Regions from separate parts of the Homo sapiens genome. Here region 2 is linked to region 1. Evidence: read pairs that join two places in POLR2A ChIA-PET (ENCODE). Cell type or tissue: GM12878. All regions are shown on one strand. Links, peaks and the distances in the headings refer to the core of each region. The heading gives the core; the rest is flanking DNA. Region 1 overlaps SFI1 (SFI1 centrin binding protein). Region 2 overlaps SFI1 (SFI1 centrin binding protein).

Region 1 (5,369 bases), core at 260-5,259:
CTAGACTGGACGACAAGAGGGAAACTCTGTCTCAAAAATATATATATAAATACTATTATTTATTTATTTATTTATTCATTCTTTGAGACAGAGTCTCACTATATCATCCAGGCTGGAGTGCAGTGGCCTGATCTCAGCTCACTCCAACCTCCACCTCCTGGGTTCAAGCAATTCTTGTGCCTCAGCCTCCCAAGTAGCTGGGACTACAGGCATGCACCACAACGCCCAGCTAATTTTTGTATTTTTGGTAGAGATGGGGTTTCGCCACGTTGGCCAGGCTGGTCTCAAACTCCTGAGCTCAAGGGATCTGCCCACCTTGGCCTCCCAAAGTGCTGGGATTACACGTGTGAGCCACTGTGCCTGACTTAATTTTTTTTTTCTTTTTTTTTTTTTTGAGACGGAGTCTCACTCTGTCTCCCAGGCTGGAGTGCAGTGGCGCATCTCGGCTCACTGCAAGCTCCGCCTCCCAGGTTCACGCCATTCTCCTGCCTCAGCCTCCTGAGTAGTTGGGACTACAGGTGCCCGCCACCACACCTGGCTAATTTTTTGCATTTTTAATAGAGATGGGGTTTCACCGTGTTAGCCAGGATGGTCTCGATCTCCTGACCTCATGATCCACCCGCCTTGGCCTCCCAAAGTGCTGGGATTACAGGCGTGACCTAATTTTTTTAAAAAGATACCATATTATACATACCACGCAGTGACTTTATTTTTTCACCTAATCACTTTCTGAGGCATCTGTCCCTTCAGTACCCTTAGCTCTGCTTCATTCATAGAAAATGAGCACATGGCATTGATTAATTGTATTAACCTGTCCTCTTTTGATGGGTATTTGTGGTGGTTCACTCTTCTCTTATTATTATTATAAGCAATAGTGAGGTGAATTACCTTATGTATGTCTTTGTAAGCTAGTTTTTAAAAACCGTGAGTGGAATTGAGCATGGTGGCTCATGCCTATAATCCCAGCACTTTGGGAGGCTGAGGCCAGTGGACCACCCGAGCTCAGGAGTTCGAGACCAGCCTGGCCATCGTGGCAAAACCCCATCTTTACTAAAAGTACAAAAATTAGCTGGGCATGGTGGCACACGCCTGTAGTCCCAGCTACTCTGGAGGCTGAGGCAGGAGAATCCTTTGAACCTAGGAGGCGGAGCTTGCAGTGAGCCAAGATCGCGCCACTGCACTCCAGCCTGGGCGACAAAGCGAGACTCCATCTCAAAAAAAAAAAAAAAAGAAAAAAAACTATGAGTGGGTTAGGAGGAGTGACATGTTAGTAACCTGCAGAACCATGAAAAGAAATTTAAAGTGATTGACAGGCCAGTGTGGTGGCTCATGCTTGTAATCCCAGCACTTTGGGAGGCCAAGGTCAGCAGATTGTCTGAGCTCAGGAGTGCAAGACCAGCATGGGCAACATGGCGAAAACCCGTCTCTACTGAAATACAAAAAATTAGCTCGTTTGGGTGGCGTGTGCCTGGAGTCACAGCTACTCAAGAGACTGAGGCACGAGAATAACTTGAATGCATGAGGTGGAGATTACAGTGAGCAGAGATCATGCCACTGCACTCCAGCTTGGGTGATATAGCAAGACTGTCTCAAAAAAATTTTTAAAAAATCAGCACCATCTGTCACTGCTTTTCTGTGTTCCTTATTACCTTTTTCCTGACTAATTTCTCTTACTCATCTTTTGCTGTTGTTATGACTCCCCTCTTCAGATTTCAGCTAAATTAATATCCTGTGTTCCTGTTAAGTACTAGGAATATTATTAGGCATTTACTTATTTTATAAGTTTAATTTCCTATGTTTGTAAATAAGACATTACTACTTTTTAGTAATAAAAATATTTTTCATTCTGGTGAATGAAAAAAATTAAAAATAATAATTTTCAATTCACTTCATGGTGTTTGAAAAGTCAGATTTTGGGAGACCAAGGGAGGAGGATCACCTGAGCTCAGGAGTTCAAGACTAGCTAGGGTAACATAGTGAAACCGTGCCTCTACAAAAAATAAAAAATTAGCCAGGCATAGTAGTGGAGCATGTCTGTAGTCACAGCTATTTGGGAGGCTGAGGTGGAAGGATCACTTGAGCCTGGGATGTTAAGGCTGCAGTGAGCCATGACTGTACCACTGCATTCCAGCCTGGGCAACAGAGCGAGACCCTGTCTCCAAAAAAAAGTCAGATTTTTATTTTACTTTAACATCTTTAATCGGTAAAATCAATATTAAAAAATTTTTAACCTCATTTCTAGTTTAAGTAGCTCTGAGATTCTGACCTGAAAAAGCCAAATATATCTATTTTCCCTCTTTTTAAGTTTTTTTGATTGTTTAAGAGACAAGGTCTTGCTCTGTTGCACAGACCAGAGTGCAGTGACACATTCACGGCTCACTACAGCCTTGACCTCTGGGGCTCAAGCGATCCTCCCACGTAAGCCTCTGGAATAGCTGACACCACAGGTGCGTGCCTCCATACTTGGCTAACTAAAAAAATTTAGGGGGGGCTGGATGTGGTGATTCAGGCATATAATCCCAGCATTTTGGGAGGCCGAGGCAGGCAGATCACCTGAGGTCAGGAGTTTGAGACCAGCCTGACCAACATGGAGAAACCCCATCTCTACTAAAATTACAAAATTAGCTGGGCGTGATGGCACATGCCTGTAATCCCGCTACTCAGGAGGCTGAGTCAGGGAAATCGCTTGAAGCCGGGAGGCAGAGGTTGCGATGAACCGAGATCACACCATTGCTCTCCAACCTGGGCAACAAGAGCAAAACTCCGTCTCAAAAAAAAAAGAAAAAAAAAATTTGTAGAGCTGGGTACAGTGGCTCATGTCTGTAATCCCAGCATTTTGGGAGGCTCAGGTGAGGATTACTTGAGCCCAAGGGTTTGAGAACAGCTTGGGTAATACAGTAAGACATTGTCACACATTTTTTTTTCTTATTTTTTGGGTAGAGATGGAGTTTTTAATTTAATTTAATTTAATTTAATTTAATTTAATTTAATTTTATTTTATTTTGAGACGAAGTCTCACTTTGTTGCCCATGTTGGAGTGCAGTGGCTCGATCTCGGCTCACCACAACCTCTGCCCCCTGGTTCAAGCGATTCTCCTGTCTCAGCCTCCCAAGTAGCTGGGACTACTGGCGTGCACCACCATGCCTGGCTAATTTTTGTATTTTTAGTAGAGATCGGGTTTTACTATGCTGGCCAGGCTGGTCTCGAACTCCTGACCTTGTGATCCACCTGCCTCGGCCTCCCAAAGTGCTGGGATTGCAGGTGTGAGCCACCGTGTCCAGCTTTTTTTTTTTTTTTTTTTTTTTTAATGTATTTGAGACAGGCTCTTACTCTTTCGCCCAGGCTGGAGTACAGTGGTGCAATCTCAGTTCACTGGAACCTCTCCCTCCTGGGCTCAAGCGATCCTCCCACCTCAGCCTCCCAGGTAGCTGGGACTACAAGAGCATGCCCCCGCTATGCCTGGCTAATTTTTTATTTTTTGTAGAGATTGGGTTCCACCATGTCACCCAACCTGGTCCTGAACTCCAGCAGTCCAACTACCTCAGCCTCCCAAGGTGCTGGCATTACAGGCATAAGCCACCACATCCAGCCCTAGATGGAGTCTTGCTATGTTGCCCAGGTTGGTCTTGAACTCCTGGCCTCATGCAGTCCTCCTACCTTGACCTCTGAAAGTGTTGGTATTACAGGCATGAGCCACCATGCCTGGCCTCTATTTTTAATCTATCTTGGTGTTTACTTTTTCTTTTTTTTCTTTGAGAGGGAGTCTTGCTCTGTCATCAGGCTGGAGTGCAGTGGTGCAGTCTCAGCTCACTGCAACCTCTGCCTCCCGGGTTCAAGCAATTCTCCTGCCTCAGCCTCCTGAGTAGCTGGGACTACAGGTGCGTGCCACCATGCCCAGGTAATTTTTGCATTTTTAGTAGAGATGCGGTTTCACCATGTTGGCCAGGATCTCTTGACCTTGTGATCCACCCGCCTTGGCCTCCCAAAGTACTGGGATTACAGGTGTGAGGCACTGCGCCCGACCGATGTTTACTTTTTTTTTTTTTTTTTTTTAGTAGAGACGGGGTTTCACCATGTTAGCCAGGATGGTCTCGATCTCCTGACCTTGTGATCCACCCGCCTCAGCCTCCCAAAGTGCTGGGATTACAGGTGTGAGCCACCACGCCCGGCTGTACTTTTTCATGAGACGGCAAGAATATGTGATTTGGGAAGAGATGTTAGCTCCAACATCATCATATATATATATGATTTTTTTTTTGCCGTAGATTTTACTATGAGCAGCGATTACTACGGAAGGTCTTCGAAGAATGGAAAGAGGAGTGGTGGGTTTTCCAGCACGAGTGGAAACTCTGTGTTCGAGCTGACTGTCACTACAGGTCAGGTTTCATGTTACACTCCTTCAGTTTTACTGATGCACATTATCAGATGATTATTTGTTGGCGTGTTTATGGTCAAAAGAAGCAAACTTTGGGTCACTTTTGGTTTTTCTTCAAATCCTTTTTGGAGTTAGCAAGATCAGAGTTCCAAATTAAACCCAAGCATGCATGCACATGCTGGGCACGTGCACACAGACACACACACACACCTCCCACACCTCTAATTCAGGTAACCATTATGTATTGGTTATGCTAATACTTTGAATGGGATTTTCCCACCGATTTTCATTTCTATATAATTTCTCATTCTGAAAGTATTCTGGGTTTTTTGTTTGTTTGTTTGTTTTGTTTTGTTTTGAGACAGAGTCTCACTCTGTTGCCCAAGCTGGAGTGCAGTGGCACGATCTTGGCTCACTGCAACTTCCGTCTCCTAGGTTCAAGCGATTCTACTGCCTCAGTCTCCCAAGTAATTGGGATTACAGGCATGTGCCATCACGCCTGGCTAATTTTTGTAGTTTTAGTAGAGACAGGGTTATTTCATGTTGGCTGGGCTGGTCTTGAACTCCTGACTTCAGGTGATCCGCCTGCCTTGGCCTCCCGAAGTGCTGGGATTACAGGCATGAGTCACCGCGCCAGGCCTGTTTTTTTTGTTTTTTTTTGTTTTTGAGATGGAATTTCGCTCTTGTTGCCCAGGCTGGAGTGCAATGGCGCCATCTTGACTCACTGCAACCTCCGCCGCCTGGGTTCAAGTGATTCTCCTGCCTGAGCCTCCCTAGTAGCTGGGATTACAGGCATGTGCCACCACGCCTGTAATGGCGTGTAATGATGAGGTTTCTCCATGTTGGTCAGTCTGGTCTCAATCTCCTGACCTCAGGTGATCCTGCCACCTTGGCCTCCCAAAGTGCTGGGATTACAGGCATGAACCACCACACCCGGCCTTGTTTTAAAAATAATAAATTGTGGCCGGGCATGGTGGCTCATGCCTGTAATCCC
Region 2 (5,369 bases), core at 182-5,181, 49 kb after region 1:
CACCTCCCGGACGGGGCGGCTGGCTGGGCGGGGGGGCTGACCCCCCCCACCTCCCTCCCGGACGGGGCGGCTGGCCGGGCAGAGGGGCTCCTCACTTCCCAGTAGGGGCGGCCGGGCAGAGGCGCCCCTCACCTCCCAGACGGGGTGGCTGGCCGGGCAGGGGGGCTGACCCCCCCCACCTCCCTCCCAGACGGGGCGGCTGGCCGGGCAGGGGGCTGACCCCCCCACCTCCCTCCCGGACGGGGCGGCTGGCCGGGCGGGGGGCCGACCCCCTCACCTCCCTCCCGGATGGGGCGGCTGGCCGGGCGGGGGGCCGACCCCCCCACCTCCCTCCCGGACGGGGCGGCTGGCCGGGCAGAGGGGCTCCTCACTTCCCAGTAGGGGCGGCCGGGCAGAGGCGCCCCTCACCTCCCAGACGGGGCGGCTGGCCAGGCGGAGGGCTGACCCCCCCACCTCCCTCCCAGACAGGGCGGCTGGCCGGGCGGGGGGCTGACCCCCCCACCTCCCTCCCGGATGGGGCGGCTGGTTGGGCAGAGGGGCTCCTCACTTCCCAGTAGGGGCGGCCGGGCAGAGGCGCCCCTCACCTCCCAGACGGGGTGGCTGGCCGGGCAGGGGGGCTGACCCCCCCCACCTCCCTCCCGGACGGGGCGGCTGGCCGGGCAGGGGGCTGACCCCCCCACCTCCCTCCCGGACGGGGCGGCTGGCCGGGCGGGGGGCCGACCCCCTCACCTCCCTCCCGGATGGGGCGGCTGGCCGGGCGGGGGGCCGACCCCCCCACCTCCCTCCCGGACGGGGCGGCTGGCCGGGCAGAGGGGCTCCTCACTTCCCAGTAGGGGCGGCCGGGCAGAGGCGCCCCTCACCTCCCAGACGGGGCGGCTGGCCAGGCGGAGGGCTGACCCCCCCACCTCCCTCCCAGACAGGGCGGCTGGCCGGGCGGGGGGCTGACCCCCCCACCTCCCTCCCGGATGGGGCGGCTGGTTGGGCAGAGGGGCTCCTCACTTCCCAGTAGGGGCGGCCGGGCAGAGGCGCCCCTCACCTCCCAGACGGGGCGGCTGGCCGGGGGGAGGGCTGACCCCCCCACCTCCCTCCCGGACGGGGCGGCTGGCCAGGCGGGGGGGCTGACCCCCCCATCTCCCTCCCGGACGGGCTGGCTGGCCGGGCTGAGGGGCTCCTCACTTCCCAGTAGGGGCGGCCGGGCAGAGGCGCCCCTCACCTCCCGGACGGGGCGGCTGGCCGGGCGGGGGGCTGACCCCCCCACCTCCCTCCCGGACGGCACGGCTGGCCAGGTGGGGGGCTGACCCCCCCACCTCCCTCCCGGACGGCACGGCTGGCCGGGCGGGGGGGCTGACCCCCCACCTCCCTCCCGGATGGGGCGGCTGGCCGGGCGGGGGGCTGACCCCCCCCCACCTCCTTCCCGGACGGGGTGGCTGCCGGGCGGAGACGCTCCTCACCTCCCAGATGGGGCGGCTGCCGGGCGGAGGGGCTCCTCACTTCTCAGACGGGGTGGTTGCCAGGCAGAGGGTCTCCTCACTTCTCAGACGGGGCGGCCGGGCAGAGACGCTCCTCACCTCCCAGACGGGGTCTCGGCCGGGCAGAGGCGCTCCTCACATCCCAGATGGGACGGCGGGGCAGAGGCGCTCCCCACATCTCAGACGATGGGCGGCCGGGCAGAGACGCTCCTCACTTCCTAGATGTGATGGCGGCTGGGAAGAGGCGCTCCTCACTTCCTAGATGGGATGGCGGCCGGGTGGAGACGCTCCTCACTTTCCAGACTGGGCAGCCAGGCAGAGGGGCTCCTCACATCCCAGACGATGGGCGGCCAGGCAGAGACACTCCTCACTTCCCAGACGGGGTGGCGGCCGGGCAGAGGCTGCAATCTCGGCACTTTGGGAGGCCAAGGCAGGCGGCTGGGAGGTGTAGGTTGTAGTGAGCCGAGATCACGCCACTGCACTCCAGCCTGGGCACCATTGAGCACTGAGTGAACGAGACTCCGTCTGCAATCCTGGCACCTCGGGAGGCCGAGGTTGGTGGATCACTCGCGGTTAGGGGCTGGAGACCGGCCCGGCCAACACAGCGAAACCCCGTCTCCACCAAAACCAGTCAGGCGTGGCGGCGCGTGCCTGCAATCGCAGGCATTCGGCAGACTGAGGCAGGAGAATCAGGCAGGGAGGTTGCAGTGAGCCGAGATGGCAGCAGTACAGTCCAGCTTCGGCTCCGCATGAGAGGGAGACCATGGGGAGACGGAGACGAGGGAGAGGGAGAGGGACAGGGAGAGGGAGAGGGAGAGGGAGGTGTCCATCTTTATTTCAAGGGCTTTCAAAACAGCCTGTTTGTAACCTTCATTATTAGCCACTGAGAGCTCCATTAAAGCAGCCCATTAGCTTTCTGGATCAGAGCACGGTGGGACCTTGCCTCACCTTGGCAGACATTCTTAAGTGTCATTTCCCCGAAACACTTAGTTCCTGTTCTGCTAGACCTGGCTTTTTGAAGTCTTGAAATGATAGTCATCAACAAAATTACAAAGGTCGGGCCGGGTGCAGTGGCTCACACCTGTAATCCCAGCACTTTGGGAGGCCGGAGCGGGCGGATCACAAGGTCAAGAGTTCAAGACCAGCCTGGCCAACATGGTGAAACCCTCTCTTTACTAAAGATACAAAAATTAGCCCGGTCTGGTGGCACATGCCTGTAATCCCAGCTACTCGGGAGGCTGAGGCAGGAGAATTGCTTGAACTTGGGAGATGGAGGTTGCCGTGAGCTGAGATCGCATCATTGCACTCCAGCCTGGGTGACAGGGCGAGACGCCGTCTCAAAAAAAAAAAAAAAGAAAAGAAAAAGGCCGGGCCTGGTGGCTCATGTCTGTAATCCCAGCACTTTGGGAGTCCAAGGCGGGCGGATCACGAGGTCAGGAGATCAAGACCATCCTGGCTAACACGGAGAAACCCTGTCTCTGCTAAAAATACAAAAAATTAGCCGGGCGTGGTGGTGGGCGACTGTAGTCCCAGCTACTCAGGAGGCTGAGGCAGGAGAATGGCATGAACCTGGGAGGCGGAGCTTGCAGTGAGCTGAGATCACACCACTGCACTCTAGCCTGGGCGACAGAGTGAGACTCTGTCTCAAAAAAAAAAAAAAAAAAAAAAATTAGAAAGCTCAAGGAGCAGATCTACATCTTTTTAGTTCCCACAGGGACAAACTTGCCCACAGCAGGTTCTTAGTATATGGTGGGACATAATGAAGAAATAATAATAATTTATTTATTTATTTATTTATTTATTTTTGAGTTGGAGTCTTGTCCTTTCGCCCAGGCTGGCATGCAGTGGCACCATCTTGACTCACGGCAAACTCCACATCCTGGGTTCAAGTAATTCTCCTGCCTCAGCCTCCCAAGTAGCTGGGATTACAGGTGTGCGCCACCACGCCCGGCTAATTTTTTGTATCTTTAGTAGGGACGGGGTTTCACCATGTTGGCCAGGCTGGTCTCGAACTCCTGACCTCGTGATCCACCCGCCTTGGCCTCCCAAAGTGCTGGGATTACAGGCATGAGCCACCACGCCCAGCCTGTAATGAAGAAATTATTAATCACTAACTGTATGTCTGCCACTGTGTTGGGCATTGTGTGATGGGAGACAGAAAACAAATACATAAACTCATTCTGCCCATGGCATCATTATCTTCATTAATAATTTCCTTTTCACAGTGATTCTGAGAGGTCAGGTTCAAAATGATAAATGGTAACACAACCAGTAAGTGGTACAGCCAGGTTAATTCACATCTCCAGTTCCAAAGTCCAGGTGCTTTCTTCTTGATCAAGAGGAAGATCTTTTTGATGACTTTGTAGGAGGGTGAAATTTTTGTGAGGAGATAAGAAACAACTGAGAACCAATTCAAGAGAACAGATCCACGTGTCCCCAGTCATGTCAGCCACAAGTTCTTCCAGTGCTCAGAGCTAGTGCTGAGGGAGACTGAGCATGGAAGTATCTGGGAGAGGCTTCCTGTGAGTGAGAGGGTGAGGATGGTGGCTGGAGTGGGCAAGATGGGGAGGCCCAGACTGAAGAGATTGGGCTGACCCTATAGATAGATATTCGAAAGATATTTGAGCAGGTACATGGAACTAGTAAAATGACAGTTTTGGAAATTACCTTAAGTTCAGTGTACTTTATCTTAGGACAGAGGGGTGAGATGGAGGGGCATGCATTGGGAGAAGTTGCAGTCATCTTTAATCTGGAGGATTTCAGGCCAGGTGTGGCGGCTCATGCCTGTAATCCCAGCACTTTGGGAGGCAGAGGTGGGTGGATCATTGGAGGTCAGGAGTTTCAGACCAGCCTGGCCAACATGGTGAAACCCCATGTCTACTAAAAATACAAAAATTAGCGGGGCGTGGTGGTGCATGCTTATAATCCCAGCTACTCCGGAGGCTGAGGCACAAGAATCACTTTAACCCAGGAGGCAGAGGCTACAGTGAGTTGAGATGGCGCCACTGCACTCCAGCCTTGGATGACAGAGCGAGACTCCATCTCAAAATAAATATCTCTCTCTCTCTCTATCTATCTGTCTATCCATCTGGAGGGCTTTGAATGCTAGTTTGAGGTTAGCCAGAACTCTGGCTTCCTTAGTACGAAGTCCAGGGAGATGGTTTTAGGTGGTGGCCACGGGAAATAGAGGCTGATGAAAGGACATCTCTTGTCTCTTCTGGCTTCTGCAGACAGAGCAGCTTTGCCTTTACCTAGTCATGTATTGTGGGCTGGTATAAGATTCATTCAAAAATGGCTTCAGGCTGGACGCGGTGGCTCACACCTGTAATCCCAGTACTTGGGGAAGCTAAGGCAGGTGGATCACCTGAGGTCAGAAGTTGGAGACCAGTCTGACCAACATGGCAAAACCCCATCTCTACTAAAAATACAAAAATTGGCCAGGCATGGTGGCGCACATCCCAGCTACTCGGGAGGCTGAGGCAGGAGAATCGCTTGAACCTAGGAGGTGGAGATTGCAGTGAGCCGAGATCGCACCACTGCACTCCAGCCTAGGTGACAGAGCAAGATTCCATCTCAAAAAAAAAAAAAAAAAATGGCTTCAGTACTGAAAACACGCACACACAGTACCCGTTTCTAAATGGCTTCAGTACTGAAGACACGCACACACAGTACCCGTTTCTAAATGGCTTCAGTACTGAAGACACGCACACACGGTACCCGTTTCTAAATGGCTTCAGTACTGAAAACGCGCACACACGGTACCCGTTTCTAAATGGCTTCAGTACTGAAGACACGCACACACGGTACCCGTTTCTAAATGGCTTCAGTACTGAAGACACGCACACACAGTACCCGTTTCCAAATGGCTTCAGTACTGAAAACATGCACACACAGTACCCG

Evidence for each region. Peaks named below come from ENCODE experiments on the same cell type or tissue, not always from the same donor. Only the 100,000 strongest peaks of a DNase experiment are listed, where the experiment ranks them.
Region 2: POLR2A ChIA-PET joins it to region 1 with 8 read pairs; 4 of 35 experiments call an interaction of 5 or more read pairs at or near these places.

What each region holds. Positions count from the first base shown.
Region 1 is chr22:31,542,596-31,547,964 of GRCh38, forward strand. SFI1 (SFI1 centrin binding protein) reads left to right here. Exons shown (of 33, transcript NM_001007467.3): 5 at 4,266-4,376. Among named protein-coding and RNA genes, the nearest start is that of SFI1, 49 kb to the left of the region's middle. RefSeq lists an enhancer at 4,801-4,860. In GM12878, for the core only: no CTCF peak of the experiment used is centred there; a DNase peak (open chromatin) is centred at 4,566; H3K27ac peaks cover 1,652 bases.
Region 2 is chr22:31,591,740-31,597,108 of GRCh38, forward strand. The region is part of intron 15 of SFI1 (SFI1 centrin binding protein); the gene reads left to right. Among named protein-coding and RNA genes, the nearest start is that of MIR7109, 27 kb to the right of the region's middle. RefSeq lists enhancers at 1-94, 904-1,712. In GM12878, for the core only: no CTCF peak of the experiment used is centred there; no DNase peak of the experiment used is centred there.